Regions from separate parts of the Mus musculus genome. Here all the other regions are linked to region 1. Evidence: chromatin loops called from intact Hi-C (ENCODE). Cell type or tissue: heart. All regions are shown on one strand. Each heading gives the region's core, and the rest is flanking DNA. Links, peaks and the distances in the headings are about the cores only. Region 1 holds the start of Ercc1 (excision repair cross-complementing rodent repair deficiency, complementation group 1). Region 2 holds the start of Opa3 (optic atrophy 3). Region 3 holds the start of Gm25134 (a small nuclear RNA gene).

What was found. Peaks named below come from ENCODE experiments on the same cell type or tissue, not always from the same donor. Only the 100,000 strongest peaks of a DNase experiment are listed, where the experiment ranks them.
Region 2: it touches region 1 in a loop (2.6-fold over the local background); 12 of 42 quality-filtered maps call a loop at or near these places.
Region 3: a loop joins it to region 1, with 6 times the contacts of the local background. A loop is called at or near these places in 13 of 42 quality-filtered maps.

Annotation. Positions count from the first base shown.
Region 1 is chr7:19,336,366-19,346,450 of GRCm38, reverse strand. Ercc1 (excision repair cross-complementing rodent repair deficiency, complementation group 1) reads right to left here and starts at 1,380. Exons shown (of 10, transcript NM_007948.2): 1 at 1,255-1,380; 2 at 734-845. The coding sequence starts at 838. In heart, for the core only: CTCF peaks have their summits at 1,382 and 3,598; DNase peaks (open chromatin) are centred at 1,090, 1,810, 3,630, 4,220 and 2 weaker places; H3K4me3 peaks cover 4,872 bases; H3K27ac peaks cover 4,613 bases.
Region 2 is chr7:19,222,401-19,232,932 of GRCm38, reverse strand. Gpr4 (G protein-coupled receptor 4) reads right to left here. Exons shown (of 2, transcript NM_175668.4): 2 at 8,757-10,532. The coding sequence ends at 9,681. It overlaps Opa3 (optic atrophy 3), which reads right to left and starts at 4,544. Exons shown (of 2, transcript NM_207525.3): 1 at 4,349-4,544. The coding sequence starts at 4,490. In heart, for the core only: a CTCF peak has its summit at 4,889; DNase peaks (open chromatin) are centred at 4,202, 4,832, 5,552, 7,772 and 2 weaker places; H3K4me3 peaks cover 3,299 bases; H3K27ac peaks cover 3,450 bases.
Region 3 is chr7:19,234,354-19,244,541 of GRCm38, reverse strand. All of the region lies in intron 1 of Opa3 (optic atrophy 3), which reads right to left. Gm25134 (a small nuclear RNA gene) reads right to left here and starts at 2,412; the gene lies at 2,253-2,412. In heart, for the core only: no CTCF peak of the experiment used is centred there; DNase peaks (open chromatin) are centred at 4,911, 6,021 and 7,921; H3K27ac peaks cover 4,481 bases.

The DNA.
Region 1 (10,085 bases), core at 1-8,000:
ATAGCAAGGCTCAAGAAAGAAAAAAAGAAAGAAAAGAAAAGAAAGAAGGAAGGGGGGGCAGGCAAGATGGCTCAGTGGGTAAAGGTACTTGCCAGCTTCGTGACCTCACTCAGTTCAGTCCTGAGGATCTACACAGTACAAGGATAAAATCAAGTCCCACGGGTTATCTTTTGCCCTTCACAGGAGCTTCACAGCACTCATCCATGTGTGTACAGACAGCACAAAGACATGTTTTAGAGGCCAGAGAGATGCCTTCTCAGTTAAGAGCACTGGCTGCTCTTCAAGAGGATCTGGATTCAATTCCAGGTCTAGGGGAGCCAATGACTTCTGGCCTCTGCAGGTCTACATGCATGTAGTGCACAGACATACAGGCATGCAAAACATCCACACAAAAAACAAAAGGATGTTCCATTGCTATAACCTCAGCACTTGGGAAGTGGAGATGGGAGGAACTGGATTTAAGGCCAACCCTAGCTACACATCAATTTCAAGGCTAGCCCAGGAAACATGTGACCCAATCGAAGACCCAAACTAAACAAACAAAAGCTATCACTGGCCATTGCCCAGCTGCCAGCCTCTCCCTTAACCACCCTGTCATGCCATTTTACCAACGGGCAAACCGAGGATTGCAGAGCATGGCAGGTTATTTTTCCAAAGCAACCCAAGCCTAAACTCACACCGTAGTCCCAGGGATCCTTTTAACTCCCAAGAGCCCCCAAGTCTTCGCTCTTACCCCTGCACAGGGCACCTCTTCTTCCTCCAGTGGGATAACAAACTTCCTCCTGGTGGGTGGTCCTGAGGGCTGTGGCCGACTTTCCTCGTCCTTCCCAGGGTCCATCTGGGGCCTGAAAGGCGTGGCGACATCGTCGTAGGCATTTCCATATTCCAGAGGGAAACTCTGGCTCACAGTGGTATCCCCACCCCATCCCACAAAAGGTTGCCCGGTTCGCTAGCGTTAGGTTCCAGAGGACCAACCAGTGGGCCCGCCCCTTTCCTCCTTCTCACTCCGGATTGGTCTACGGGTCTTATAGCCCCGCCTACCTGCTATTACTCCCGCACGACACTCGCTCAGAGGCAATTGGCCCCGCCCCCAGGGGCACACCTGGATGCTTTCGCCTCGCCCAGTCCCGGCCTAGTCTCAGCCTCCGCAATGATTGGCTTCTTCCGCTGCCAATCATCAATCCCCGGCCTCCATCCACCTCCACCCTGTCCCTCTCGGTCCTAGCTCTGCGTCTAAGCACTGCCAAAACTCACCTGGTCTTTCCCGATGCCTAGAAGGAAATACCACGGGGGGAAACAGAGGCGACACAACGCCAGCACAGCCAGCACAACTCCTGCTAGACTCACTTCCGGCCGCTCTGGCCCTTCGCTCGTCTCGCTGCTCCCCGGAGGAGTTAGAGCGGGGAACTCTATTCGCGCTGCTCTCTATGGTCCTGGAGGACCGCTGTGGTTTGGGGCGGATGGAAGCTTGTGCATCTTGGTACCTGGGAGACTTTGACTTCAAGTAGTTGTGTTCCAAGGCCCTCTTGAGCGCTTCCCAGACTCCAGATCCGGCTCAGTGATGATCAAAGGAGGTGGGGGAGGGAAAGGAGGAAAGGAGAGAGAGACAGAGACAAAGAGAGAGAGAGACAGAGAGAGAGAGAGAGAGAGAGAGAGGAGGGAGGTGAGATTTCAGAGGACGCCCTCCCTGTAAGCGTGGGTGGACTCAGCCCACAGACATTGACTCACTCATTCTAAGCCATTCCCCACTTGCATCCCAAGCAGGGACTGATACCGACAGCTGTGGCTTAAAGTCCAGTGGGACAGTCAGACAGGGACAACCCAGAGCGGGCAGGGTCGGGAAGGGAGAGCCCAGAGGACATTGAGCCCGTGTTAGGGGGCACCTGACCCAGCTGGGGTGTGAGGACGGGCTTCCTGAAGGAAGGGACACCTGTGTTCCGAGACCTGGGCCCCATGAATGACTTAGTATGACTCATTTCCTGGAAGGACAGTTTCACCCCGTTCCAACTTGTAGTTCTGTGATTGCTAAGGAAATAGTTTAATGGTCTTATATATTTTTTGTTCTTGCTCATTTCCTTTGCCTATTCCTTTTAACAAAGATTGGCTCATATCCTTTGCCCATTTTTTCGAAATGAGCAATTCAACGGTTTTTTAAATTAAAAAGGGGGAGGAAAAGGAGATGAGCATCTTTTGATTACCGCCCATTTGTTGGAGTGATGCTTAAGGGCTGATGCTGTTAGTCACTTCATTAGGCTGCAAATCTTTCCTTCGAGTTCATACTTTTAAAAATTCTCCATTTAAAATTTTGCATGCATTTACCAACGTATTCTCCATTTTCTTTTGGTCTTCGTGTATTGAGAGAGGGCACGCCCAAAGGTCATCATATGTAATCCCTCTATATCTTTTTTAATGTTTTCCTAGTTGTGAGGTGTGTGTGTGTGTGTGTGTGTGTGTGTGTGTGTACAAGCACATGCCTACGCTGTGAATTCTAGGCAGAGACACTACTATTGAGCCATGGCCCCAGGCCTTTGGAAGTGTGATACAAAACAGAACTATTAATAGTAGCCAGGCGAAATGGCTCACACATTTAATCCCAACACACGAGGCAGAGACAGGCGGATCTCGGTGAGTTCGAGGACAGCATGACCTACAGAGTGATTTCCAGGTCAGCCAGAGCTACAAAATAAGATCCTGACTCAAAACTAGTTAATTTATCAAATTTAATAGTAAGTAACCGTTGATCCTAGGAAGGAAAGGGGTTGAGCTGCCAAGGAATCAGAGTGCCGTGCATAAGCCTTGCCATTAGAGGGCGCGCCTGAACCGTGTGTTCTGTGAAGGAAGCGCTGACAGAGGCAAGTTCCCACTGAATGCCTTAGTTTCTCTACCTGGAATCATTTGCTGAGGTTAAAAGGGTGCAGTAAGACCGCAGTGAGTGGTGGCAACCACCAGCACGCATGTAAACCCAGCACCGAGAACGCTGAGGCAGGAGGACTGGAGCAAGTTCCAAACTAGCTTATGTCCTACTTAGTGACTTCCAGCCCAGCCTGTGCCACAAAGCAAGACCCTGAACAAAACAAACAAAAAAACCAAAACCTCTGGATGTATTGGTGTCAACCCTAACACTGGAGAAGCAGAAGCAGGCGATCTATGTGAGTTCAAGGGCAGCCTGATCTATACAGTGACTTCCATATCAGCCAGGGATACATAGGAAGACTCTCCCACTACCCCCTCCCCCATGAAAAAAGAACCAGGGACTGGAGAAATGGCTCAGAAGTTAAGAACACTGACTACTCTTGCTGAGGACTAGATTCACAGCATTCACAACCATCTGTGACTCCAGTTGCAGGGGATCTGACGCCCTTTTCAGACCTCCTAAGGTACCAAGTACACAGAACACTCATACACATAAAACAAAACAGAATTACATGCCATTTAAAAAATAAAATACAAGGACGCGTGTCTCTGAATCTCTGAAATGTCAGAGAGCGAGCGTGTGTGAGATACCAAGCTAAGTAGAATCCTAACTCCGTGTGTGAGATGTGTTTCTCCCACAGGGCAAAGGTATCCCAAGTCTTGAACCTGCAACTCTCGTCTCTACCGCCAGGGGTCGCCTGCGCCCCGCTATTATAGGATTCTCGGGTGGGTTGGGAAGGACCACGCGGGATGCTCAGGACCCAGCGGGAAGGCGGCGAGCATCCCTACCGCAGCCAACCTGCGTCCCGACCGCCCACGGCTGTGACTTTGAGTCGTTTGCATTAGTCAAGGGCGGGAAAAGTTCCTCCTAGTTCTTCAGCATCCCCAAGTTTGCTTTCTGTGTTCAATTTCTGCACTGAGCCTTGCATATCCAGATCGAGGTCCTCCCACTCGGGGGCTTTGAGTTCAAATGATCCCACTTTGAGTTCAAATGATCTCTCTTAGCATCCCGGTCAAGCTTTCCTCCTGGGTTTCTTCCTCCTGTATCAAGTACGGTTCTGTTCCCCTCTGCACTCCAGAAGGGATGGAGAACTGGGGGCTTGGACTAAAAAGGAGCTGGACAGCTGGAGACCCTCAAAGGTTCCGCCTGCGGCGGCGAGGGTGGGGGACCACAGTGACCAGGCCGGCGTCCCCACCCGCCTCTAAACTTAGCCGCGGTGACGGCGATCGCGGCGGGCCGGGGACACAGGGGGCCCGAGCAGAGAGGGGGGCTGGCTCGCCTCGGCTGTGAGAGCTTCTATTTATAGTGCCCGGAGCCCGAAATAGCGTGGAGCAGAGCGGCCTGGATGACGCGGGAGCCGCCCGGGGCTGACTCACCCGGCCCGGAGTGGAGGCCCCCGGATGGGGGGACAGTGGAGCGCACCGGACCCGACCCCCGCGCCTTCACGGACACCTCTTCTACTACTGCACCTCAATGTGTCCACTGGGACAATGTGTCCGTGGATGAATAGATACACAGCAAAAGATGTTTGTAGCAGAGGCACTGCAGTTGGATTAAGGGAAGAACTTCCACCAAAGAAATTGGACCAGGTAGGAACACGTGCTTCTCACTAGGAGGAGTACTGAAATGTTTTAGGCATGGCGGCGCAGACTCATTGACCACAGACAGCCATCGTTCCATAACGTGTCTTCTGTACTGCCCCACCCCCACCCCCAACCCCTGGAATGTTCCTCCTGCCTGGAGTGCTTATCCCTGCCTCCAAAGACTTGAGAACTCATACGCTTACTTTAGAGCGCTGTCCCTCTGACCTAGTGGCCTGGGATAAATGAGCGGTGTCCAGGGCAACACGAGACAGAGCTAAAGATAAATTTAATCTAGCCGATTAGCATGGATTGAAAAGTGATGGCAAGAAGGAAAAATGGATCCAACAGCAGCTTGCTTTCTGTCCCTGCAGCAGGTGCCATGTGCAGGTGTGGCCCGGGAGCCTCGTTTTAACCCCGGGAGGGGCGCACTGCAAACCATGGTTAGTGTTGCACTGTGTCGCCTACACCTGGGCCACCTGGTCCTCAGGTCATGGGGGTCCTAGCATTGGGGCCTTAGGGAGTCCGGGAGAGGTGTGATTACCAAAGTACAACCCAAGGCGCCCTCAGCCCCGCCCCCCTTAAGGACACAATCACGTGTAGACACTAAGCAGACTTTATTGTGCTTCTTTGCTGAGTTTATGGAGCCTGCAGGGAATCACAGCAGACCAGACACAGACAAAAACGTGAGAGAGAAGGGTGATGGCTCATTGAAGCCCAAGGATGGTGTCTTGCAAAGACTTAACAAGTCTAAACTGGATGTGGAGGCAGGGACTCAGATGCGAGCCCTCCCCAGGGTCTGAGGCCAGAGGACGAAAGGGTACAGGCCAACTTGGGCTACTCAACAAGACCCTGTCTTCATAAAGTCAAATAATGGCCTTAGAATAACTCTGTTGGCAGAGCATTTGCCTCGTCGACAACGTCATGGATTCAATCCCCATCACTGCATAAACTGGCCATGCAGAAAAGGCTGCATGAAACAGTCTGCCTCAAAAAAAAAAAAAAAGCAAAGTATGGAGTCAAATAGGTAAATAGTACTGTACTTTTTTTTTACAACTGATTTCTTTTTACATTTATTTATGAGGGGACATGTGCACAGCACTCACATGCAGTACAAAGAACAATGTTCTTATGAGTGTTTTTCTCCCTCCTTCCTTCCACGACACGGGACCTGGAGGTTGAACCCAGGCTACCCATCATGCTTGGTGTCAAATATCAAGTGTCTTTACCCACTGAGCCATCCTGCTGGCCTGGTGACTTTTATTTTATTTCATTTTGTTATGTTTTGTTTTTTTGAGACAGGGTTTCTCTGTGTAGCCCTGGCTGTCCTGGAACTTGCTCAGTAGACCAGGCTAGCCTCAAACTCACAGAAATCTGCTTGCCTCTGCTTCCCAAGTGCTGGGATTAAAAGTGTATGATACCACTGCCTGGCACCTGGTGACTTCTTTGTATTTAATTTTAATTAATTAAAATTAATTAATCTACAGCATGCTAAAAACAGCAAAAACAGTGACACTTCTGACTGAGTTCTGAGGCATGTGGACTTTTAGTAAACTGTACATGAAATTTATTACTTTAATGAATTGTTGCATGTCTCTTGAATTTATCCTTTTTTTCTTTCGTATGTATGTATGTATACATATGTATGTATTTGAGACAGAGTCTCTCTATGTAGTCCAAGCTAGCCTGGAACTCCCTATGTAACCCAGGTTAGCCTTGAGCTTACAGAGATCTGCCTGCCTCTGCTTCCCAAGTGCTAGGATTAAAGGTGAACACCACCATATCTTTTTATTATTTATTATTATTATTATTATTACTCTCTTATTTATAAGTTTGTGTGTGTGGTGTGTGTGGGGGTGTGTGTGTGAATGCAAATAACAAAGGATGGAGGTCAGAGAGCAAGTTTATGAAATCAGTTCTCCTCTTTCATCTTTACTTGGGTTGCCTGGTTTGGACGGCAAACATCTGCCAGCGAACCATTTTTCCAGCCCAACTCCTCCCCACCTATGTCACCCTCTCTGCCTCTCTGCCTGTCTCTTTGTCTCTCTCCTTCTCCCCTCCTCTGTCCCTCTCTTTTCTCCCTCTGTTTCTCTCTCCTCTCCTCTTACCACCCCCCCACCCCCCCCACCCCCCCGCCCAGTGTCTAACATAAACCAGACTAACCTCAAACTCTATGTAGCTGGAGACAACGTTCAATTCCCAATCTGCTGCCTCTCCTCTCCAGTACTGGGATGACAAATTCAGCCACATCTGGTTATGCCTCGCTGGAGGCAGGAAGTTTCACCCATGCTAGGTTAGCACTGCGTCCACTGAGCCTCATGCCCAGCCTGGGACTTCTGATTCTGTAGATGAATAAACTGGGACTCGGGAGGAAGGGGGCTTTACGTCATAGCCGGGCAGCTCCAGGGCTGGCATCAGAACCAGAGCAATCTTCCAGACTGTGGCCTCCTGTCACTCAGAACGTCAGGCCACTGTCTCTGATGTCCTGTCTCAGATGGAGGACATTCTACAGATGTGGCTGTTTTATTGTTTTATTATACTAACTGTTATTTTTTACAACTGATTTTTTTTACATTTATTTATGAGGGGACATGTGCACAGCACTCACATGCAGTACAAAGAACAATGTTCTTATGAGTGTTTTTCTCTCTCCTTCCTTCCAAGACACGGGACCTGGAGGTTGAACCCAGGCTACCCATCATGCTTGGTGTCAAATATCAAGTGTCTTTACCCACTGAGCCATCCTGCTGGCCTGGTGACTTTTATTTTATTTCATTTTGTTATGTTTTGTTTTTTTGAGACAGGGTTTCTCTGTGTAGCCCTGGCTGTCCTGGAACTTGCTCAGTAGACCAGGCTAGCCTCAAACTCACAGAAATCTGCTTGCCTCTGCTTCCCAAGTGCTGGGATTAAACGTGTATGATACCACTGCCCGGCACCTGGTGACTTCTTTGTATTTAATTTTAATTCATTCATTCATTCATTCATTCATTCGGGACAGGGTCTCTTGTAGGCCAGGCTGGCCTTGACTCTTGATCCTCCTGCCTCACAGCCTCAAGTGCTGGGATGACTGGTGTAGGATGACGTCACGTCTGGCTGTGTTCTGTTTTATTTTGCAACAGGACCTTGCCATAGAGGCCCGGCTGGCCCAGGAAGAAACCAAACCCTCCCCCAAATACCAGCAATACTCCTTCATCAGCTTCCCAAGTGGTGAGGTCATAAGTGGGAGCCACCATCCTTGGCTAAAGGGTTGGGTTTCCTTGACAATTTTACTGTGTTAGAGAGAGTGGGGCATGGGCATGCCTTGGCACACCGTGGAGGGAGGCAGCTCTCGCCCATATTTACACGGGTTCCAGGATCTGTCTCAGGTTCTCAGGCTTTCCTGGCTCGCACCTTTACCCTTTTCCCTGCTGAGTTATCTCCTAGCCAGAATTTGAGGTTTTAAATTGCTTTGCTTTCTCCCCTCCCCGCCCCCAAAACAGGGTCTTGCCCTGTAGCCCAGGTTGGGCAGGAACAGGTAACAGGCATCTCTCAAGCTCTGGAGAACTAGGTAGAGTGTTTTCTTCATAAACTGTAGACAAATGTAACTCTGCTGAGAATGTTACAGAAACCAGCAAAGCAGAGAGCCTGGGAGGTGTGGCTCAGTGGGAAGGCCTCTGCTTAGAGTCCCCACCCTCACCCCTCCCCTGCCCTCCCCTGTTGGTTCCTCCAAAAAAGCTCCTGTTGCAAAATAAAACAGAACACAGCCAGACGTGATGTCATCCTACACCAGTCATCCCAGCACTTGAGGCTGTGAGACAGGAGGACCAAGAGTCAAGGCCAGCCTGGCCTACAAGAGACCCTGTCCGGAATGAATGAATGAATGAATGAATGAACTTTAGGAGCTTTGCTGAGCTGTGGTACCCTTTGGGGATGCAACAGTGAAGGAGGCGCAGATGCTCTCTGTGGCCAAAGAAAACTCAAAGGAGGAGTCTCGCGTCAATGGGGGGGGCGCTTGGGCAGACTGAGTCTATGCTGCAGTTTAAGAAACAGGCTAGCAAACAGATCAAATCACTAGAGAGGGTCTTGGAGGTTGGGTCAACCATGCAGTGCTCACCCATCTCTTTAGAAGCTCTGAGTTCTGCCCCAAGCACCATAACAAAAAGAAAACAGGCTGGGTGCAGTGCACGCCCTTAATCCCAACACTCAGGAGGCAGAGACAGGCGGATCTCTGAGTTTGAGGCCAGCCTGGGCTACAGAGTGGGTTTCAAGATAGCCAGAGCTACACAGAGAAACCCCGGGTTGTTTGGGTTTTGGGGGAGGGTGGCGATTATAGAAAGCATTGGTGAGAGTAGACCTTGAGATCTGTGACAAAGAACAGTGACAGGCTGATACCTCTGGCTTCCTTCATCCCATCCATCCGGGGTAGACTCCAAGGGGGCTCAGGGGCAGACTGCTTTCAGGAAGTGGAGAGCATGAGTTTCCATCTCAGATTTGCTCAGCCTCGGCTTGGTTCCCTCCTGAGCCGGGGAGATCACAACTTCCCAGCTCCTAGACACCTCTCTGCAGCAGCGGTGGTAATAATGGTGACTGTTTTAAAGTAGAAACCGCCTGTCACCCAGCAGCCGCTCCCTGCCAAACTGTGGGCTGAATGCCTCCGCCACAAATGCTCGCCCTCACCCTGGAAGGGAAGGTACTGTTTGTTCTCTTATGTTTAACACGGAAGGAAACCTGTCCTGCCTTCCCCTCCTCCCAGCCACAGGGGCCAGAATGCTCGCACCCCAACCCTCAGCTCACAGGGTTACCTTGAGTTCCATCTATCCTACCTTTCCAGGCAAATTCACCTCACACCGGCCCAGCCCAATCCTCTGCCCACAAGTGACCAGGATTGATTCAGGGGCAAGCATGTGACCCTGTTGGGGTCAATGAATGATGGCTGAGGCAGGAGAATTGGACAGCTACGTGCCAGCTTGGAGGGCACAGTGAGCTCTTTCCTAAAATAGTGCTAACATTAGATGAAATAACGGCTTATTGGGAGAGTCCTCGCCTAGGAACCATGAAGCTCTGGGTTTGGTGACACAAACCTTGTTCTCTCATTGAAGAGGGAATCTTTTGTGCAATGTATGGAAGCTTCACCTGTCAATAAAAAAATAAATAAATAAAATAAAAGCCTGTGGCCAATGAGCTGAAGCAGGAGTTTTCAGAAGGTGGGATATCCAATGGAGAGAAAGAGGATTCTGGGAAACTGTCAGGGGTGGGAAATTTTGCCTCAGAGACAGAGGAAGACAGTTACAAACTGAGGACCAGGTAACCAGCCACTAGGCATTCATAGAATAGAATATACAGGGTATTAAGTTATGAGCTAGTTGGGGAACAGGCCCAAACTATTGGGCTAGGCATTAATTTATATAAGTCTCAGAGTCATTATTTCTGGGAACAAATTGGCCAGATGAAAAAACACCAGGTTTCAGACAGTAACAACTACATACAGATAGTAACAACTACATACAGATAGTAACAACTACATACAGATAGTAACAACTACATACAGACAGTAACAACTACATACAGACAGTAACAACTACATACAGACAGTAACGACTACATACAGACAG
Region 2 (10,532 bases), core at 961-8,960, 110 kb after region 1:
ATCCTCAGATGGATCAGCAGTGGGAGAGAGGCCTGACCTGGAGCGACAACTCACGGCTGAACTCGCTGAGCCACAGCCACAGCCTCTTAGCACTGTGAGGAAAGGAAGAACAGACTGAAAGAAAGCAGGACCCTGCTAGGTGGGGCTCTCCAAGCTCAGAACATCTCCAACAGCACACGAGTCTCCTCTGCCTGTTTGCCATCTATTCTCTCCCACCTGACTCCTGCCAGCTCTACCTTTGAACAAATTTCCAGACCAATCACCACTGACAGGAAAGGAAGGTTGACTTGCTAACCATGACTCATGACACCATTTCAAGACCACGGCCACACATGTACATAGCCACAAAATCTCGTGTATCCCAAACCTATCCTTCCCCAGATAGATATGGACACACTATACTTTGTGGGATCCCTGCCAAAGACACACAACTCAGAGCCAATTGGGGAAAGTTCTGCAGAACTATGTCAATGTCATGAATGACAAGGGTGGGCAGAGAGAATTCGAGAGCAGGGCACCAGACCTCAAGTGGCCCAGGTTGGCTTCAAACTCCGCTCCTCCTCTTGCCTCCACCTTCCAAGTGTTGGCGTGGTAGGCATTGTCAGCATGCCTGGCCCACCACACCTCTATACTAGAAAGCTCCCCACCACTGTGATTCAGCTTTAGCTACTTATTTCTCTTTTCCACTCTTTGGAGACAGGGTCTCAAAGGATGTTCTGGTTGTGAATGCACTCTACTCCCCAGCCTGGTCTTGAACTTTCAATTCTCCTGCCTCGGCCTCCAGAGTGGCTGGCATTACAGGCTTAGCTAGTGAACTTTTTTTAGTGCCAAGTCATACTGCAGATTAAAGGATACCGAGCTGGACTGTGTAAGCTGTCTCCTTGAGGCATCCACCCTCAGGCAATGATTACCAAAGATCTATTAAAATGTAACTCCCCAGGCCCCACCCTGCCTTAAGGAACTACTGCAGTTAACAGTTGCTGGAGGAAGGGAGACTTATTCTTCACTGATAGCTCATGCAATGGTCAGGCTACCATAACCCCTTGCCAATGCACAGCCAACCAACTCAACGGACTTAGAAATAATAATAATGCGCCATCTTGTTCTTTGTTTTTGGAGACAAGGTTTATCTGTGTAGCCCTGGCTGTCCTGGAACATTCTCTGTAGATCAGGCTGACCTCAAACTCAGAAATCTGCCTGCCTCTGCTTCCTGAGTGCTGGGATTAAAGGCACCTGCACCACCACTACCTAGCCATAAGGCACTATCTTTAATTTCAGAACTCCAGAGGCAGGGAGGTCTCTCTGAGTTCAGCATGGTCCACACAGCCAGCTGTAGACTAGCCAGGGCAACCCTGTCTCAAGGAAAGAAAGAGTCATGAAATAAAGAGGGCTGGCTGGAAAGAGGAGGGATCAGTAGAGTGGGCAAGGAAGGCTCACAGGGGAACACAAAACAGTGAAGTTGTTGAAGCCATACAGTAAGATGTATAGATTTCCATGCCTGTACACCTGCATGTGGCAGTGAGAGACGGGGATCAAAAGCCTGAGGTCATCCTCTAGTACATGGCAAGTGTGAGGCCCGCTGGGCTACGTGAGAGCCAGTCACAAAAAGTTAGTAAATTATGCCTTGAGGCTGAGCTGTGATTCAGTGGTAAGGTTCTTACCCAGTGCACACAAGACCCTGTGTTCCATCTTCAAGGCCACACACACACTCACACACACTCATCATACACACTCACACTTACACTCACCATACACACATGCAAAGCACATGCACACTCAGGCATAGGATCAGAACCTTCTAATGAGCCCTGCCCCTCAGGCAAAAAGCCCAGGTGTTTCCAGTGGTCAGGCCCGGTCCTCACGTGAGCGCTCTCCGAATTGCCTTGGTCTCCTCCATTCCATGTGCAGAGGCAGGGCGACCTTTGAAGAACCCCTGCTTACAGAGCTCCTTTCACCTCATTTCTTTTCTTCCACAAAAGTTGTTGCCACCTAACAGGCTTTTATTTTTTGGTTTTGAAACTGAGGCTTATGTTACAGTCCAGGCTGGCCTCAAACTCAAGGTACTCCTCCTGCCTCCGAGTCCCAAGTGCTGGAATGTGTCCCCATGCCTGGCTAGACTTCCTACTTTATATTTTAGGCATTGATTCTGGTTGTGGCCTATCTTCGACGATAGGAATCCCTGAGGCCTGGATTTCTTTACATCTTCATATTCCTCACAGTAAGACAGCATTTCAGGCTGCATAAATGCACAGAGGACATCCATACAGTGGGAGAGCAAGGCCACTGCAGCCACTAAGGACTAGGTGCCCTACAGGCTGGGAGAATACAGACTGGACCACAGTAGGCAGGCACTAACTGCTCCTGTCTCTCCATAGCCTCTGTACAGAACTGGAAACAGAGGCTCAGGTGGGTTATGTTCCCCTGCCCAAAGTCATCATTGAAGGGGCAGGGTAAAGCCGTTCCCTAAACCACAAAGCTAAGACTAGTCCCAGGACTTGGAAGAAAAGCAGGAAGCTGAACAGGCCAGGAGGTCCAGAGTCCACAGCTAGGCTCTGGCACAAGCCTCTACCATGATGAACTGACTGTAATGGAGTGTGATCTTGGAGAGTGACCAAATTCCTGCCTGCGATGGCTTACTTTTTTCTTCTATAAATTTAAGTTGTCATCCCTGGTTTGTGTCCTGCAGATCTTGGAACTCACTTTATAAGTAAAGATACTTCATAACTTGCACTGACTCTCCTGCCTCTGCCTTCCAAGTGCTGAGATTGACAAACATATGGGACCAGTTTGTTTGTTTGTTTTGTTTTGTAGCCAGGGTTTCTCTGTGTAACAGCCCTAGCTGTCCTATAACTCACTCTGTGGATCAGGCTGGCCTTGAACTCAGAGATCTGAGATCTACCTGCCTCTGCTTCCCAAGTGCTGGGATTAAAGGCGTACACCACCATGACAGGCTGGTTTGTCTGTTTAGTTATTTATTTATCTTTGGTTTTGAGACAAGGTCTCATGTAGCCCAGACTGAACTCAATCAGGTATCTTAAGGTAGCTGACCTGTTCCTATTGTCTCAACCTCCCAAACACTGGGATGTGAGTCTATACCATCATTTCTTGCTTCAAAATCCCAAAATTTCCACTGCAAGACCTTTGGCCCAGGCAGAAGCTCCACCAAAACCCAAAATGACCAAGAATCTTATTAAACACACATGTGGAGGAGAAAAGTCAAGGGTCCCCTTAGTGCCTATGTTCCACCCTTGGAGCCAACAATGTCCCTCAGTGGTCTGGTGAGATTCTCCTCACCCTTCAGTCTCAGTTGGAATATTCCCTCTACCCGGAAGTGCTCTTTGTACTCTATGTCAGGTCAGGTACCTAGTGGGCTCTGCCATCCCATCTAGATTGTCACTGTATGAGTCTTGGTTCGACAGACTGGTACTGGCGTAGATAGACCCTGTTGTTTTATAAGCAGGGTCAGCTCAAAACAAACACTCATCATATCATTTATAAGCTACATGGGGCGTTGGACAAACATGAACGGTAGTTCTCGGTAAATTACAAAGACTTCCCCCTCGTCTCTGCTTTACAGAGATCAGTCTTTTCTAGGAGCACACATCTGGTGCGTTTGCGAAGCAAGTGAGGTCTTTGCTCAGGAGACTCCCTTGGCTCACCCGGCTGCTCTAAACTCGAGTCTGCCTACAGTTCCTGACATAATGCGGACATATTAGGACCGTATCTTTCCCAGTGTCGGGCTAAGAAGCCTGCACGGTGCGGCTACCGAACGAAAAGGATCGGTGTGAGGAAACTCATAAATAAACGGAAGGACGCCCATTCTGGGTTCATCCTTTTGCCAGGTCGCAAGATTCCAACACTATCACGACCCTAACTCAGTGTAAAACTAACGCACAAGCTCTGTGCTCTAAACCCAGGGTGATACGCAAATCACCCACAGGGCCGAAGGGAAACTGAGGGACAAACTGGGGTTTCTGTAGTCAAGTGTCTCTCTTAAGGATGGCTCCGAAGCGGATCGCTAAGGGGACTTCTTCTCGGTCCCGCCCCTAACTTCTGACAATAAGCTCCACCCTGGTGTTTCTCACACCTCATCCTATTGGCTGGTGTAGACGTCAACCGCCAGAAGCCCTCTTCTCTATTGGCTTGCATTCCAAACTCGCGCGGTGACGCCCCTGACTGCTCTCCCTTCTTCCCTATTGGGTCAGTGACACGCCCCTCTAGCAGAAGCCATCCTCATTGGCTATAGCGTTTTGCCGGTTCGCGCCGGGATTGGTCAAGCACAGACGCCGTTCCCCTGAACTAGAAAGATCGGGAATGGAAGGGCTAGAGGCCTTGGGGTGAGACTCACGCTGGGCTGGCGGTAGGCAGATGTAGGTCTTGAAGAACTCGCTGCGGCGGGCAGCATCCTTGATACGGTTGGCCAGCGGCTTGCTAACCTGCCGGATGCCCAAGTAGAACAGCTTCGCCATGGGGAACGCGCCCACCACCATCTCGGCGGCCGCCCTGGGGCACGCGCAACCTTGCTGACTGGGCGGGGCGCCGCCGACCTCGCCGTTCCTCCCCCACCCGCCCGTGGGCCGTGCGTGCTTGCGTAAGGAAGGACTTGCCTACGTGCCTACGTAGGAGCGTGCGTTTGCACGCTCGCGGCGGAGGTGGTGGGGAGGGTGTTTGTCTGCTGGGGGGGGGGCGGGCGCTCGTGACGTCGCCGCGTCGACGCCTCGACGTCCGTACGTTGGGTATGCAAATGTGCGGCGGAAGTGAAGCGTCAGAGGGCGGTGCCGTTAAACGGCCGCTCGTGGGAGCGTGGCCGGAGCCCTAGTCCCGACGTACTGACGTCACCGCGTCTTGCGTGATGTCACGTACTGAGTCGATTTCCCTGCCCATAGGAGGCGCCTGGTGAGTCCCAATTAAGTCTAAAGAGTCGGGGTGCGCCTTCCCGGCGGTTAGTGCCCTCGCCGGGGAGGGGAGCGAGTCAGCGCGTAGTCATACAGACCTGCCGCTTTACTCACTCTCTGAAGTTGGAGGAGTGACTCAACCCTTCAGGAAATCGGTTCGTTCTTTTTTTGTTGTTGTTTTTTTTCCCCTAATTGTTTTTAAAAGCCGGTCTCGTGTAACCCAGCCTGGCTCCGAACTCAATGTGTAGCCTACGCTGTCCTTGGAACTCCTGATCCTCCTGTGTCTGTGCCGCAGTGCGGTGCTGGGATCACAGCCCTGCGCTACACGGCCCAGCATTGATGTCAGCATCCCCGTGAGCAAAATGTCACACATAACAGTACCTGTCTTGTGTTTTCTGTGTTGTGAGGCTTGTGTCTCTGAACCCCAAGGCATTTCCCATCTTAGGAGGGGGGCTCCACCACTGAGCAAAAGACTCCAGCTCCTCCCAGGGGGGAGGGGGTTAGGCGGTGACTCTATCGCTGCGCCATGCTCACTGAGTGGCTCTACTAGTCAGCTTTGTGTGTGAATCCTGAATGTAAAACACAGGAAGTAACTACATGTAGAGCATGTCCCGCAAAGCCCAAATGTGCACTACAGCTAATCCATCCTTTTCCCAAGTAACCGAGTGAAAGACTGAGGGTCCCATAAGAACGGGGTGACACGGGGCTTCTCAGCCACCACATTGCCTAATATCACTGGTTCTCAAGCAGCCTGACTTCCTCCTTTGGAGGGTAAGGGTCCCCAGGGAGCTGGCTCAGGAAGGAACTTTAAGGACATGTCCCAGACTGTCCTCCCTTACCCAGCAGGGAGCAAAATCATATAAACAAAGTCAAGACTTAGTTGAGAGAAATTCCTGGATGGTGGCGTGAGGATGGGTAGTTGGGGACGGGAAGGGACCGGAAGGCAAAGGAGCAGAGGGGTCGTGGCTATCAAGAGAAAAAACTGGTGACACATAGCCAAGGGACCCCGGACTTTCCCATCAGTGCCTTTGGTCAAGTCCTCGCATCAGGGGACCCGTGCTTCATTTATATTGGTGGCAGCTGGGCCTGGTGTCACACAGCTGTCATGGAAGCACTCAGGAAGCTGAAGCAGGAGGATGGAATGTTCTAGGTCAGCCTGGACTACATAATGAATTCAAGGTCAGCCTGGGCAACTTAGTGAGTCCTGACTCAAAATAAAATGTACAAAAATAAAATAAGATGTCCATCAAAGAGGCAAAGTGTAGCTGTGTTTGGTAAAAGCTCCTGCCTAGCTTTTATAAGACCCTGGGTTCGATGTCCACTACTGGGAAGAAATCAGGAGGGCTGGAGAGATGGCTTAGTGGTTAAGAGCACTGACTGCTCTTCTGAAGGTCCTGAGTTCAAATCCCAGCAACCACATGGTGGCTCACAACCACCCATAATGAGATCTGATGCCCCCTTCTGGTGTGTCTGAAGACAGCTACAGTGTACTTACATGTAATAATAAATAAATCTTTAAAAAAAAATCAGGAAGAGCATATGTGACCTTGACATCTAAATTATTAAGAATGTCCGGATTTTTTTAAAGATTTGTTTGTTTGTTTATTTATTTATTTATTTATTTAATGTGTGAATACATTGTCACTGTCTTCAGACACACCAGAAGAGGTCAATAGATCCCATTACAGATGGTTGTGAGCCACTATGTGGTTGCTGGGAATTGAACTCAGGACCTCTGGAAGAGCAGCTAGTGCTCTGACCGACTGAGCGATCTCTCCAGCCCTGAATGTCCCGAGTGTTGAGAACCACTTTTGCAGGAGTCCTTCTGAAGACGTGTGTCTGGTGAGCTCCATGGTTTCTTTGGACAGCACCTTCCCCTTCACTGTTCATTTTTAGTTATGTGCATATGTGTGTACCTGTGTGTGGGGTATGTGCACATGAGTACTGCCCACAGAGGACAGAAGAGGACGCTGGAGCCCCTAGACCTGGAATCACAGGTATTTGTGAGCCACCTGACATAGTGCTGGGAACAGAACTCAGGTCCTCTGGGAGAGCAGTCCATCTCTTAACCACGGAGCCATGTCTTCAGAGTCGCCACTTCCCATTCTACAGACATCCCAACTGAGGCTCAAGCTTCCACAGGACTCAGGGTGGAGATAACACTTCTTGAGTCGAAGTCCAGGGTCATCTTCTAACCCTGGTGGCCAAAGGACCTCCTAGGGAGTCTAGGATCTCTGGGAAGGCTTTAGGAAACCTCTAAACTGGTATGTAAATCTTCCTTTCTGATTGTGTCCTTAGTTCTCAGAACAGCTTCCAGCACACAGTAGGTGTTCAATACATTTTGTTTGTCTTGCTTTGTTGCAAAGACAGAATCTTGTTATACAACCCAGTTTAGCCTCAAACTTATGGTCCTCTTGCACTGGTCTTGAGGGTTCTGGGGCCTGCACCACCATGCAGAGATGCCTCCATCTCAATCTCCTTCCCAAATCAGTGCTTTCTGAAGCCCCTCCACTCCACTCACCTTTCCTACCCACAAACCTGCTTCTTTACTAAGTGCTTTTGCAGCCCCCAGTCCTCTTCACGCCTTCTCCTCAGTTCTCTGAGAAGGGTTCCATGGGACTTTTCAGATGAGAGAGAGAGAGAGACACTCTGTGTGTGTGTGTGTATGTGTGTGTGTGTGTGTGTGTTTGTGTGAGAGAGAGAGAGAGAGAGAGATTTTCCCATCTCAGCGGCCTGTTTCTACACCATAGAGACATCTGCCATTTCTTGACTCCAGGGGTGGAGCAGGCTAGCCAGAGCCAGGCACTTCCTCTCCCTCCTATTTGGTGAAAGGAGCCACCGAAGCATCTGGATCACCCATTAAGACACAAAGAGGAAGGGATATCATTAGCTACATCAGGCAGGCAGCCCTGGCCACCCTGGGCGTGGGAATAGACAGATAGGGGAGGAACAGGGAGGCCCCACCCAGCACTGTAAGACCTTCCACCCTTTGCCCTGCAGCCTCTTCAGTGACTATCCTGGACCAGGGCGTGGGCTGGTTCCCAGAGGCCCTTTCCACCCAGGCCCCTTGGGCACCCTTTTCCCAGAATGGGCTCAAGTTACACAATCCCTCAGGCTCTGTGTTTCTTCTACTGTCTTCCTTCAACATAAGTCCTAAAAACTGGTCCCTTCTCAAAAAACAAAAAACAAAAAAACCCAAACTGGTCCCACTGGCATGGTGGCGTGCCTTTAATCCCAGTACTCAAGAGGCAGAAGAAAAGGGGGTGTCTGGGTTCTAAGCCAGCCAGGGTTACACAATGAGACCTGTCCAAAAAAATCAACTTGGTCCTGATGGCATAGGCCCATCATCCTGGGTATTCAAGAGACTGAGGCAGGGAGATGACAAGTTAAAGGCCTGTATGAACTACAAAGAGTTCCGAACCAGCCTTAGCAACTAACCAAGACTAAGAGGGAATGGGTGTGTGGGCAGACCCCGGAATCAGCTTCTAGTACAAAAACAAGTGAGGGGCAATGGATGGGCCAGTAAGCTAGCTGAGCAGGTCAAGTTCCCCAGGCCTGGAGACTGAGTGACTCCCTGGACCCCTCATGGTGGATGGAGAGAACTGATTCCCTCAGCTGTCCTCTGACCACCACAGCAGTGATGTGGCAGAACACCAACCCCACAGTAAGTAAATAAATATAATTTTAAACGGAGTTGTCCCTGGGTGTGGTGCCCCTCAATCCCACCACCAAGGAGGGAGGCAGAGGCTGATGGATCTCTGCATCGAGACCAGTCTGGTCTATACAGTGAGTTCCAGGACAGCCTGGACTACACAGAAAACCCTGTCTCAGGAAAACAAAAACACTAAATTTAAAAGGGATAAGGGAATTGTCTTGCTATGTTTATTTTTTATTGTTAGTCCTACCTCCCTGATAGCAGGATCTGGTCTTCACAGACCAACCTAATCTCTGAGGCAAGATGTGATTAGACAGTGCATGAATGGATGCTCTTCCTGTCCTGGGCCTCCTTTCTAAACCAGCCCTGCTTACGATTCCTTCAGGCAGGCTGCTCAGATTGGCTCTTACCTGCTCTTGACAGTCCCTGTCCTCCTTCACCATCTGAGACTGAGAGAATGCTGTTTGTGTAGAATCTCAGAATATCTGCTTGACATAGCAGTTAACATCTGTAAGCCTAGCACTTGGGAAGCTGAGGAAGGAAGACCATAACCTCAAAGCCAGACTGTGGTAAATAGCTTTCCAAAATACAAACAAGAAGGAATTACCAGCATGCTAGGTATTACCAGAATGGATTCTAGGCAGGGGCTCTCCCACTTGGGCCACGCCCCAAGCCCCTCACTGGGAATTTTAGATAAAAACTGCTAGATTACATCCCCGGGCTTTGTTGTATTTAATATTTTGAGACAGGGCTTCACTTTGTGGTCCAAGTGGGTCTTGAACTTCCAAATCTTTCCTCGGCCTCCCAAGTAGCTGGAATCACACACTTGTAGCATCTGATCAGACTCGTCTGTCCTTATCTGCCAGAAACCAAGCAGTTGGCTTAATTATCCCCTCATCCCAAACTCTCCATGGCTGGCTCCCCATCTGGGCGCCCATGATGACAAACTCCTGGCTGTGTTGTTCCCCCTTCAGACCCTGCTGGGATTAAGTGAATCATTGGGGATCATAGTGGAAGAAGATGACAGAGAGAAAAAAAAAACCTCATTTTTTTCTTGTAATTCACATGGACATATTTACACACATTTGCATACAACCGGAAGGGTGCAGGATGACAGTTGGGCATGGGGCTCACTGTGCCGGGGGCAGCAGCACCTTCAGTGGCACCTGGTCCCCCTGGGCAGTCGGAGGCACTGCCCAGACAGCCCCGGACGACTTGCCGGTGGTGCTCCTCTTGGAGGTCAAGGGTGTCTCCAGGGTGAGGGAAGCATTGGCCATCTCCTGGGGCTTGTTGCTGGCCAGGAAGCGGAGGAGGTTGTGCAGGGCCTTGGCCACATCACTGCGGGCACCCTCGTTGACCAGGCAGTAGAGGATGGGGTCAGCCACACAATTGAGGCTGGTGAAGGCCAGGGAGCTGTGGTAGGCAGAAAAGACTCGCTCCTCGAAGCCACAGTCCCAGGGCCGGCCCAGGTAGACGGCGCTGCGAGACAGCAGGAGAGCATGGTAAGGCGCAAAGCACACCAGCACAATGGCGATGAGGCTCAGGGCCAGACGTTTGATCTTGACTTTCTCCTGGCGCTCGGTGGACACACTGCTCTGCACTGCCCTCAGGATGCCACGGTAGCACAGCAACATGAGTGCCCAGGGGAAGAGGAAGCCCACAAAGACGCGGTACAGATTCATCCAGGCCACCCAACGCTCCATGGGGAACTTCTCAAAGCAGAAGGTGTGGTTGTAGCGATCACGAAACAGCTCATCATGGAAGAGCGGTGCTGAATTGGCGCCCAGCTCCGTGGCCCAGACCACAGAGCTCACAGCCACTGCTGTCTTGACCCGGCGCAGGCGTGCAAAGCGCAGAGGATGAGCCACAGCCAGGTAGCGGTCCACGGAGATGCAGCACAGGAAGGCGATGCTGATATAGATGTTGCTGTAGAAGATGAAGCCAAAGAGCTTGCAGGAGCCAGGGCCGTGGATCCAGTTGTC
Region 3 (10,188 bases), core at 907-8,906, 100 kb after region 1:
CTGGACACACCTGCTACCACTAAGCTATAGCCCATCTTTTGTTTTAGATACATGGATGGATGGATGGAGCTCACACTGGCCTTCAGCTCCCTACGTGGACAAGGATGACCTTCAGCCTCGGACTGTTTTTCTACTTCCTCATGTGCTGGGATGACAAACATTACGTCCTATTGCTTTTTACTTTTTTCCAGATGTAGCACAGGCTGACCTTGAACTCATGATCCTCCTGCCTCTGCCTCCTGAGTAGCTGGGGTAGTTCTGCACCATAAGGATCAGGCCTAGCTCCAGAGACATCCATCAAAGCACAAGAAAATTCCAGAGAGCAGCAATGAGCAGAAACCTGACAAGAGCAGAGGTCCTCAGATGGGAGGCCATGCCCCTAACAGGTCACAAGCACCTGCTCCCCGACTGTTAAGAGCACACAAGCTATAAAGGCCCAGCAGCCACACTGGCACTCTGTAGGTCACCACACAGAGTGGCCAGCTGTCTTTCTCCACGGCAGTCGCCCACTTCTCTGGCAAGAGACCAACTCCCTTTCTTTTCCTTCCCAGAATGCAGAGGGAGGGTTGCAGCTTTTGTGAGCCGGGAGGCTCCGATCCTAGGTTCTCAGTGCAAACTGATGAAGCCCAGTGGAGAGCAGAGGTCTCCCTGCCTGGCCCTGCTTCTCCTCAGCACTTGAGAGCCTCAGGAGCAGGGGAGGGCAGGTGCCCGACTTCACCAGCTTAGCATCGTGGGAGACCATTAAGTGGGAGAAGATGGAGGGGGCGCACGAAAGTACTTTCAACAGTCTTTTCTTTTTCTTTTTTTCCTTTTTAAAGACGGTGTTTCTCTGTGTAGCCCTGGCTGTCCTGGAACTCACTCTGTAGATCAGGCTGGCCTGCCTCTGCCTCCCAAGTGCTGGGATTAAAGGTATGTGCCATCATTGCCCAGCTGAGTCTTTGAGATGGTCTCACTATGCCTGGCTGACCTGGGAATCCACCATGTAGAGCCAGGCTAGCCTTGAGTTTGTAGGAATAGTCTTGTCTCAGCCTCTCAAGCTGTGAGCATCACAGGCATGCACCACCATTCCTGTCTTCATTTTAGTTTTTTTTGTTTTTTTTTTGTTTTCGAGACAGGGTTTCTCTGTGTAGCCCTGGCTGTCCTGGAACTCACTGTGTAGACCAGGCTGGCCTCGAACTCAGAAATCCACCTGCCTCTGCCTCCCAAGTGCTGGGATTAGAGGCGTGCGCCACCACCGCCCGGCCTTCATTTTAGTTTTTATTGTTTATTAAACTGGTTTTGTTTTGTTTTATTTTGTTTTAAGACATGGTCTCACTGACTAGCCTTGGCTGATCTGGAACTCACTATGTAGACCATCATGCGCTTTGCTTTCTTGCTTCCTTGTTTTGTTACAGGGTCTCATGTAGCATGCACTGGCCTCAAATATGCTACACAGCTAAGGCTGAGCGCCTTCCTGCTTCTGCCTGAGACCACAGGCACGTGCCACCTTCCTTGACTTATTTACTGTGTTTTTGAGACAAGGTCTCACTGTGTAATCCAGGCTGGGACTGAACCTAGGGCAGAAAGCCTCCTAAGAGCTTCTACTGCAGGACTGTGCCTTTATGACCAGTTTCCTGTACACTTTAGGCCTGCCATTAGTATTACATGCATGTTGTATCTCAATAAGAATACACATCCAGAATTAGCAAGGGCAAGATGATACAGTAAAAGTCACTAAAAGTGACTGACACCTCAACTCAATTCCTCTAAGTTGTCCTCTGACTTCCATATGCTCAGTAGTGGCATGTGGGCACACACACATACACAAACAAAACATAGAATATAATTTCATCCAGACGTGGTGGTATAGGCTTTTAATGCCAGCATTAAGGAGGCAGAAGCAGGTGGATCTCTGTGAGTTCAAGGCCAGCCTGGTCTACAGAGAAAGTTCCAGAATAGCCAGGGCTATTACATAGAGAAACTATGTCTTGAAATACAAACAAACAAAAACAAAACAAGCAAGCAAGCAAACAAACAAAAAACTTTACAGAATTTACATACAAGAGCTGGAGGGATGGCTCAGAGGCTAAGAGCACTTGCTGCTCTTTCAGAAGACCCAGCTTTGATTCCCAGCACCCACACGACAGCTCACAACCTTCTGTAACTCTAGTCTCATAGGATCCATTGCAAGCATGTGCACAGACATCCACTCAGGCCAAACATAACACACATAAAGTAATAAAAATACATCTTTTCTTTTCTCCCCTACCCTCCACAGGAGAGCTCAAACACAATCCCCCACCACCACAAATTACTCTGAATTTCCTGCATTTGGAGAAACTGCAGGGTCAGCACATTTGGAGTGCAATGGATGAGTCTCGTTCTGGGAAAACCACCTTCATGATCATGGTATCTCCCCTGCCAGGTAAGTGTACAAAAACAAATTTAAAAAAATACAAAAGAATGAATAGTATTAATGAAACCCCAGTGAAGTGGTTTGGGTACAAGAAGGACTTATTTCTCAGCCTGTGCTGCTTCAGAGACTTGATTCTCTATGGAACACTCCCCATTCACAAAGCCAGGCTCACCATAAACTCCTAATAAGATATCTAGCATCATTTGTCAAGAAATAGCATAATTAAATTACCGCTGTTGCTACTGGTCAGTAAATTATCACATGGCTCCGAGCAGTCTCTGCTTTGTCTCTGGTTGTCTCCCAGTGAGCTCAACACTCACTCTGAGGCGGCCTAACCACAGTGCCACAGACCTTTCCTACTAACACTTAGGAGGCTGAGGCAGGGGGATAACAAATATGAGGCTAGTATGTAATGAGAGCTTGCCTCAAGAAAATAAAAGAACAGCCTGGAGAGACAGTTCAACTCTTCTTGTAGAGGACCCACAACAGGTAGATCCAGCTGATTCTGGCCTTCATGGTGCATATATATGTGTGCAGGTACACACATACACACATAAAATAAAAATAAAATTCAAAATTTAGGGAGACGGAGAGATGGCCTAGCAGTTAAGAACACTGGCTGCTTTTCCAGGCGAGCCGGGTTTTATTCCCAATACCCACAGGGTGGCTCCCACAGTTTGTAAGTCCAGTTCCAGGAGACCCCAAGTCTTCTTGCCTCTACAGACACCAGGCACACAAGCACACAGACAGACAGACATATAGACAGACACCCTGTATAGCCAAGGCTGCCCATGAACTCCTCCTGCTTCTGACTCCGAAGGCTGGGATCACAGGTGTGCACACACGCACACATGCACACCATCTGTCCCGCTGACTCACAGTCCTTCCTTCTACAGCAGCTCCTGGCACCCGCAGACACTAAATACAAGGAGTGGTGACTAAAGCAGGCTCCTAACGACTCCGCCAGAGAACGACCTCTGCCTAGGCTCCCCACCCAGATCTGGACAGACCAGCTGGGCTCAGGAGAGGGACACCTGTGAGCTCTGGAGGCTGAGGGCTGGGTGGTCCTGGGTTCCAGTCCTGCACCTGCTGCTTAGTTGCCGTGTGACTGGCATAGTGCATCTGCTTCCCATTTTGCAAATGTGGAGAGCAGCAGGTAGGGGAAGGGGTGCAAGTGTGGGGTGCTCCAGGCATGGCTCAAAGGCTTGCCTGCTCATCATCCCAGGAGTGAGCAAGGACTGTAGCAATCTGATGGGAGATAGCAGGGCTGCCTGAGGAATGGAGCTGGAGTTGAGCCCTAGGGCACTGTGGTTAAGGCCACCAAGGAGTCAGGCTGTCTGGCTTGAAGCCATTTACCACCTCCTGCCCTAAGGCCTCAGTTTCTTCATCTGTGGGACTTATAATGGCCACAGTAGAGGTTCACTGAAGTGCCTGGAATTGAGGCTGAGAATTAAGACTGTTTCAGACTAGCCTGAGCTACACATTAAGACTCTCTTAGGGTTTTACTGTTGTCAGCAGACACCATGACCAAGGCAACTCTTATAACGACAACATTTAATTGGGGCTGAATTATAGGTTCAGAGGTTCAGTCCATTGTCATCAAGGTGGGAGCACTGCAACATCCAGGCAGACATGGTGCAGGAGGAGCTGAGTGTTCTACATCTTCATCTGAAGGCTGCTAGGAGAATACTGACTTCCAGGAAGCTAGGACAAGGGTCTAAAAGCCCACACCCACAGTGACACACCCACTCCAACAAGGCCACACCTCCAAATAGTGCCACTCCCTGGGCCAACAAAGCCCCCCCACCCCCCCCACCCCCCCCACCCCGCGCAGTTCAAGGGCTGCATTTACAGGCTTGCTTCTCCACGCCTGGCCAGCTGCTCTCACCCCCACTCCCCAGCATAGAACCTAGGGCCTCAGTGCACACTTTATCACTAAGCCCTAGGGCCTCAGTGCACACTTTATCACTAAGCTGCACCCACAGGTGCCTCCTGAAGGATCAAATGCATGGTGTGAGGCTTTAGAGATGGTTAGTGGTTAAGAGCACTGACCACTCTTCTCAAAGACCTGAGTTCAGTTCCCAGCAATCACATAGCAGCTGATAGATGTCTACAACTGCAGTTCCAGGAGCTCCAACGCTATCTTCTCCACTCCTCAGGCACTTGGCATGTGTTCAGTTAAAGAAAAGAAATAAGAAGCTTGGTGCTCACAGCTCTAGCCGCCTTATTGAGGTCACGAGAACTGGCTGAATTAAAAAAAGAAAAAGTCAGCAAGAGGAAGATAGAGTCACCAAACCACTGAGAGGTGCTTTACTGTCTAGCTGGCAGGAGGTCTGTCTGCAGGTTTGGTTAAGATTTACTGGCTGGTTTTCAATAAACTTGAGAAGAGTACAAAGACTTTTGGAAACACCCACTGTCAGGGAGCTATTCAGTCAGCTTTCTGTGCCTGCCATGCAGCTAGAGCAAGCCCAGATGCAGCACAGAGCTGAAGAACTGACCCAGGCGCCCTCTCCTGTCCATCCAGAGTACTGCAGGCAGCCTGAGTAAGGAGAGTGTGATACAGCACTATAAATCAACCAGCCTTCAAACACAGTGGGAGGACCTGAAGAGGTTGATTGTTTTTGTAGCTATGGAGACAGAAGCAGGCTAGGCACTTAACTATATGCCCCCTCTGTTGTTCTGAGACAATCTCACATAGCCCAGGCTGACCTCAGACTTGTTAAGTAGCTGAGGATAACCTAGAAGTCTTGATCCTCCTGCCTCCACTTCTCAAATGCCAGGTGTGTGCCACCAAGCCTAGCCCCGGTTGATTAAAAACTGTTTCTTTTCAGACAGGCCCAGTGGCCAAGCTTGTCCCTAAACTCACAAGCGCCCAGCACCAGCCTCTGAGGAGCTGGGGTATAGGAGCACAGCACTCAGTCAAGCAGCAAGAGTGGGGTGGAGCATCCAAACGTCAGCCCAGACCTACAGCGGGGGGGGGGGGGGGTCACAGTGAGCACCGCTATGGTTTTTTGAGGCAGGATTTCACTCTTTGGCCCAGGTTGGCCTTGAATTATCAGCAATCCTCCTATCTTAGCCTTCTGAGGGTTGGAATTATAGATGTGAGACACCACAACTGAAGGAAGACATTGTTTTGTGTACACAAAACCACTGGGAGGGTGGGTAGCATGGATAAAAAAAATTCTAAAATGAAGACCAAGCATAGTGGCCCACGCCTTCAATCTCAGCATTCAGAAGGCAGAGACAGGTGTTTCTCTGTGAGTTCGAGGCCAGCCTGGTCTAGAGTTCCAGACAGCCAGGGCTACACAGAGAAACCTTGCCTCTAAAAACAACAACAGAAGAAAGAGAGAAAGACTGAAAGAAAGAATAAAAAATAATTAATGCCACCCCTTCTAATTGTTTTTTTTAAAATACTTAAATATATCATGTTAGCAAGATACATAACTGGTAATAATGAAGGGCACGCAGGCACGCACACGCGCATGCACACACACACACACAGGAAAGTGTTTGCTTAGCAGGAGAGCATCTTAAGTTTTGGAGGTCAACAGCCTGGCTGCCACACACAGGAGCTAATGTGACACTCTCAAGACTATAAATAGATCTCAGGGCAGTGACTTTCTCTGGAGAGCATTAAAAATAAAAATGCCAGTGCTTCCCCAGGTCAGCTGGGCCAGGCCATGTAGGTGGCACCCCTGGGCATCTCAGGCAAGTACCCACAAAGCCACATTGTGCCTACAGGTCACCTACCTGCTGCTTGGCCAACCATTATGCAGCTGTACTTAATCCAGTATTTGCCTGTCCCTCCCTCCATAACTTCCTTCCTGGAGACAGGGTCTCACCATGGAGCTCTGTCTAGCCTGAATCAGACTGGCTTTCAGTTGACAGAGATCACCTATCTCTGCCTATGTGCTCAGATTAAAGATGTGCACACTGCCAGGCGTAGTGCCGCATGCCTTTAATCCCAGCACTTGGGAGGCAGAGGCAGGCAGATTTCTGAGTTCAAGGCCAGCCTGGTCTACAGAGTGAGTTCCAGGACAGCTAGGGCTACACAGAGAAACCCTGGCTCAAAAAAACAAAACAAAACCAAAAACAAAACCCCAAAAAACAAAAAGATGTGCACACTGCACTCCATGGTACTTTCTATTTGCGAGTATGTGTTGCTGGGGGTGGATCCAGGGCCTTGTGCATGCTAAGTAAGCACACAACTATTGGGCTACAACAGCACTAGTCTTTCTTCTCTTTTTTTCCTTCATATTTGTTTGTTGAGATGGTTTTCAGGAGTCCAGTTGGCCTGAACCAACTAAGCCTCCTGCCTCCACCTCCTAGGTGCTGGGACTACAGGTGTGAGCCACTGCAGCAGCTATTTCTTTGGTTTTTGAGATAGGATCTCACTGTAGAGCCCAGGCTTGCCTGGAACTTGAGATCTCCTGCCTGGCTCCCCAGGCTTTGGGATTACAGGCAAGTGCCACCATGTCTGGCTAAGCCTAGTTCTCTAACTGAGGGGTGACTGGTTGGGGCTGTCATTTCTAGATGTTCTAATGGTTCCATTTTTCCAGTTTCTTGGCAATCCTGAGTTTTACTTGTGTTTATTATTCTTTTTTATCTTTTTAACATATACACTTAGGTATTTTTGTTTTTTGTTTTATTTTTTGTTGTTTTGGTTTGGTTTGTTTTGGTTTTTTTTGAAGAATCTCATGTAGCTCAGGCTGACTTCAAACGATAGCCAAGGATGACCAAGAGCTTCTAATCTTCCTGCCTCACCTCCAGAGTGCTGGGTAAGGTGGTGTGTAGCCACACCCTTTATACACACTGGGCCTGGACCCCGGGGCTTCTGCATGGAGGCAAGCACTCTACCAACTGAGCCCCAGGCTCAGCTTTAACCCTGGCTATTTTAAGTTCACATCTGGTAATACTGTGACTTGCAGTGTTTACAGGTCTCTGCTTGTTAGACTCTCTTTAGGCTCCCACTCAGTGTGGTGCCCCCATTGTCTATAGGGAACACATTTTCTTTTTTTTTTTTTTTTTTTGGTTTTTCGAGACAGGGCTTCTCTGTGTAGCCCTGGCTGTCCTGGAACTCACTCTGTAGACCAGGCTGGCCTTGAACTCAGAAATCTGCCAGCCTCTGCCTTCCAAGTGCTGGGATTAAAGGGAATGCATTTTCTATTGTGGTCCCATGCATGCCGCAGTATCACTCAACTTCTCTAAACCAAATACCAAGAGGCACGACAGATACATTCCTTTTTAGCAAAATATAACTTAGGCTGTAAACCCACAGAAGGACTAGCCAGTGGCCACAAGCTCAGGGGACAACACCTCCATGTAGAGGCTGAGGGGACAGCCAGTGCTGGAGCAGGTGTATACATGGGGTTTTAGGTTCCTTGTCCACTACAAAACAATATTAAAGACAACAGTAACAAGGAGCCTGCCAACTCCACTGAGAGCCGAGGCTGTGGTCTTCCCAGGGTGTCTTGACAGGCAGCCTAGTGCCCAGCTTCCCTGCAGCATGACTCCCATCCCCCAGGCCATTAGGAGCTGGAAAGGTCCCAGACAATCTGGTGGCCTGGGTCCAGCCCTTCCCTTGCTGCAGGAGACCTAGCCTCTCTTTCTGGAAACTCAAACCCTCAGTGTATAAGAAGGTGTGCTTCAGCATGGAGCATTTGCAGGCAGACTGGGGCACTGGGTGCTTTCACAGGTGGCCCCGCCCCTCACAGCCACCTTGTGAGTTTGACTTTCTCACTTGTCTCTATTCACAGCTATTTTCCCAATATGAGCTTATATTTCCCCTGTTGTGTGCCTCTGCTGCTGAAGTGCTTTGTTTTGAGAAAGGGCCTCATGAGTCCTAGGCTGACCTATAACAGTCCAGAGCTGAGGACGAATGCCTGTGAACTCTGAGTCTCTTGCCTCTACCTCCCGAGTGCAGAAGTTACAGGTGTGTGCCACCTGCCCACTCTTGTTGGTTTTCTGAGGCAGGGCCTCACACTGGAGCCCAGTGCCATGCAGGTACCTCATGCATCAGCCTCCCATTTGCTGGGATTACAGGCGTGTGGCACCAAGCTCGGCTCTAACTGAAGCTTCTGGTCAAATAGCCACTGCCAGCAAGCTAGAATTGGAGAGAGGAGGCCCAGACTTGCGTAAGTAGTAAGCCTATGAGGGCCAACTGCAATGTAGGGCTCACAACCCATGCAAGCTGCAAGTCCTAAGTGTGAGCAAGAACAGGTGCTTACAGCACGAGAGCTGACATTACCATGATGGTGACAATAAAAAGAAAGCTGGCACCAAATTTTTATGTATTTCAACTAACATTTACAATAGCATGTAGGGATTAGGCCAGGGCTAGGGTGTGGCTCAGTGGTAGAGCCCCTGCCTAGCATACTTGAGGCTCTGAGTTCAACCCTTAATTTTATAAAGAAAAAAAATATTTTTCCTTTGTCATAATAACTTATAAAAGTGTCAGGACACTCAAAAACAGAGTACAAAACCAGGGCCCAGAAAGGTTAAATAACTTGCCCAGGTTCCTTAGGCTGGCTGTGGGCCATGCTATCGACTGGCCTCAGAGCATGCAGAGGGCACTGGTCATCAGTCATAAGTACTCTACTCTGCAGAAAGGTAATGGTGTGCCCAGGACACACCCAGAGGAAATCACAAAGCAGAGACACAAGGGCAGACAGTCCTTATCAGTGTACCAAGCCCTATTCTCACATGACAACAGACTCCATGCCCTCCCAGCCACTGAAAACAACCAGTCCACAGGCTCTAGGTCAGAGCCTTCCACTATCATACAGGAATCTTGGGGTTAAGTTTTATGACTACCTCCTTTTGTTGTTTTGACAGAATCTCATGTAGCCCAGGCTGACCTCAAACTGGCTAGTAACCAAGATGAACCTTGAACATACTTCCTCCTATCCTCAGACTCCCAGGGCTGGCATTACAGACATGCACAACAAAGGCCAGATGTTTGCCTGATTTTGAAATACAGAATAAATGCTCAGAGAGGGCAACCCGCTCTGAATATCACACAGCCAATCAGTGGTGATACCAGGATTCAAATCCAAGGGTGCCTGCACTGTGGTCAAGTATGGCAGTTTATGTTTCCTGCACTGTCTGTGGCCGGCACTCAGGGCTGATCCGACTGACAGGGCCATAGGGATAACACTGTGCACATCCAGGCCCTGCCCTTAATGGCCCATAGCACCCACTTCCTGCTGAACGGGACCGTGATGAGCAGGCTGGGAGCCTGGTGGAGAAGACTACAGGGAGAAGCCATGGGAACTAGTGGTACCAATGCTCCATGGTGGCACCTGCCACCTGTCACTCAGCTCCTGCACCCCCACAGAGGAGGTTCCCAGCAGAGCCCAGCCAGCCACAGACTAAAGAAACAAAGGGGTCGTCAGGCTGGAGAGATGGCTCAGTGGTTAAGAGCACTGACTGCTCTTCCAAAGGTCCTGAGTTGAATTCCCAGCCACCATATGGTGGCTCACAGACATCTACAATGTGATCTGATGACCTCTTTTGGTGTGTCTGAAGAGAGCAACAGTGTACTCACATACATAAAATAAATAAATACATAAATAATTTTTTTTAAAAAAGGAAAAAGAAATAAAGGGTGGGTCACTGCTGTCAGGTGTGGTGGTAGATACCTGTGATCTTATTGCTGTGGAGGCTAAGGCAGGAAAATCACATGCATTTGATTGAGGCCAGCCTGATCTCAATGTGTACGTCTGCCTCAAACACCCCCTCCCCCCAAAAAAAGAACCCTCCAGAGCTGGAGCTGGCTCTGAGGTTAAGGGCAT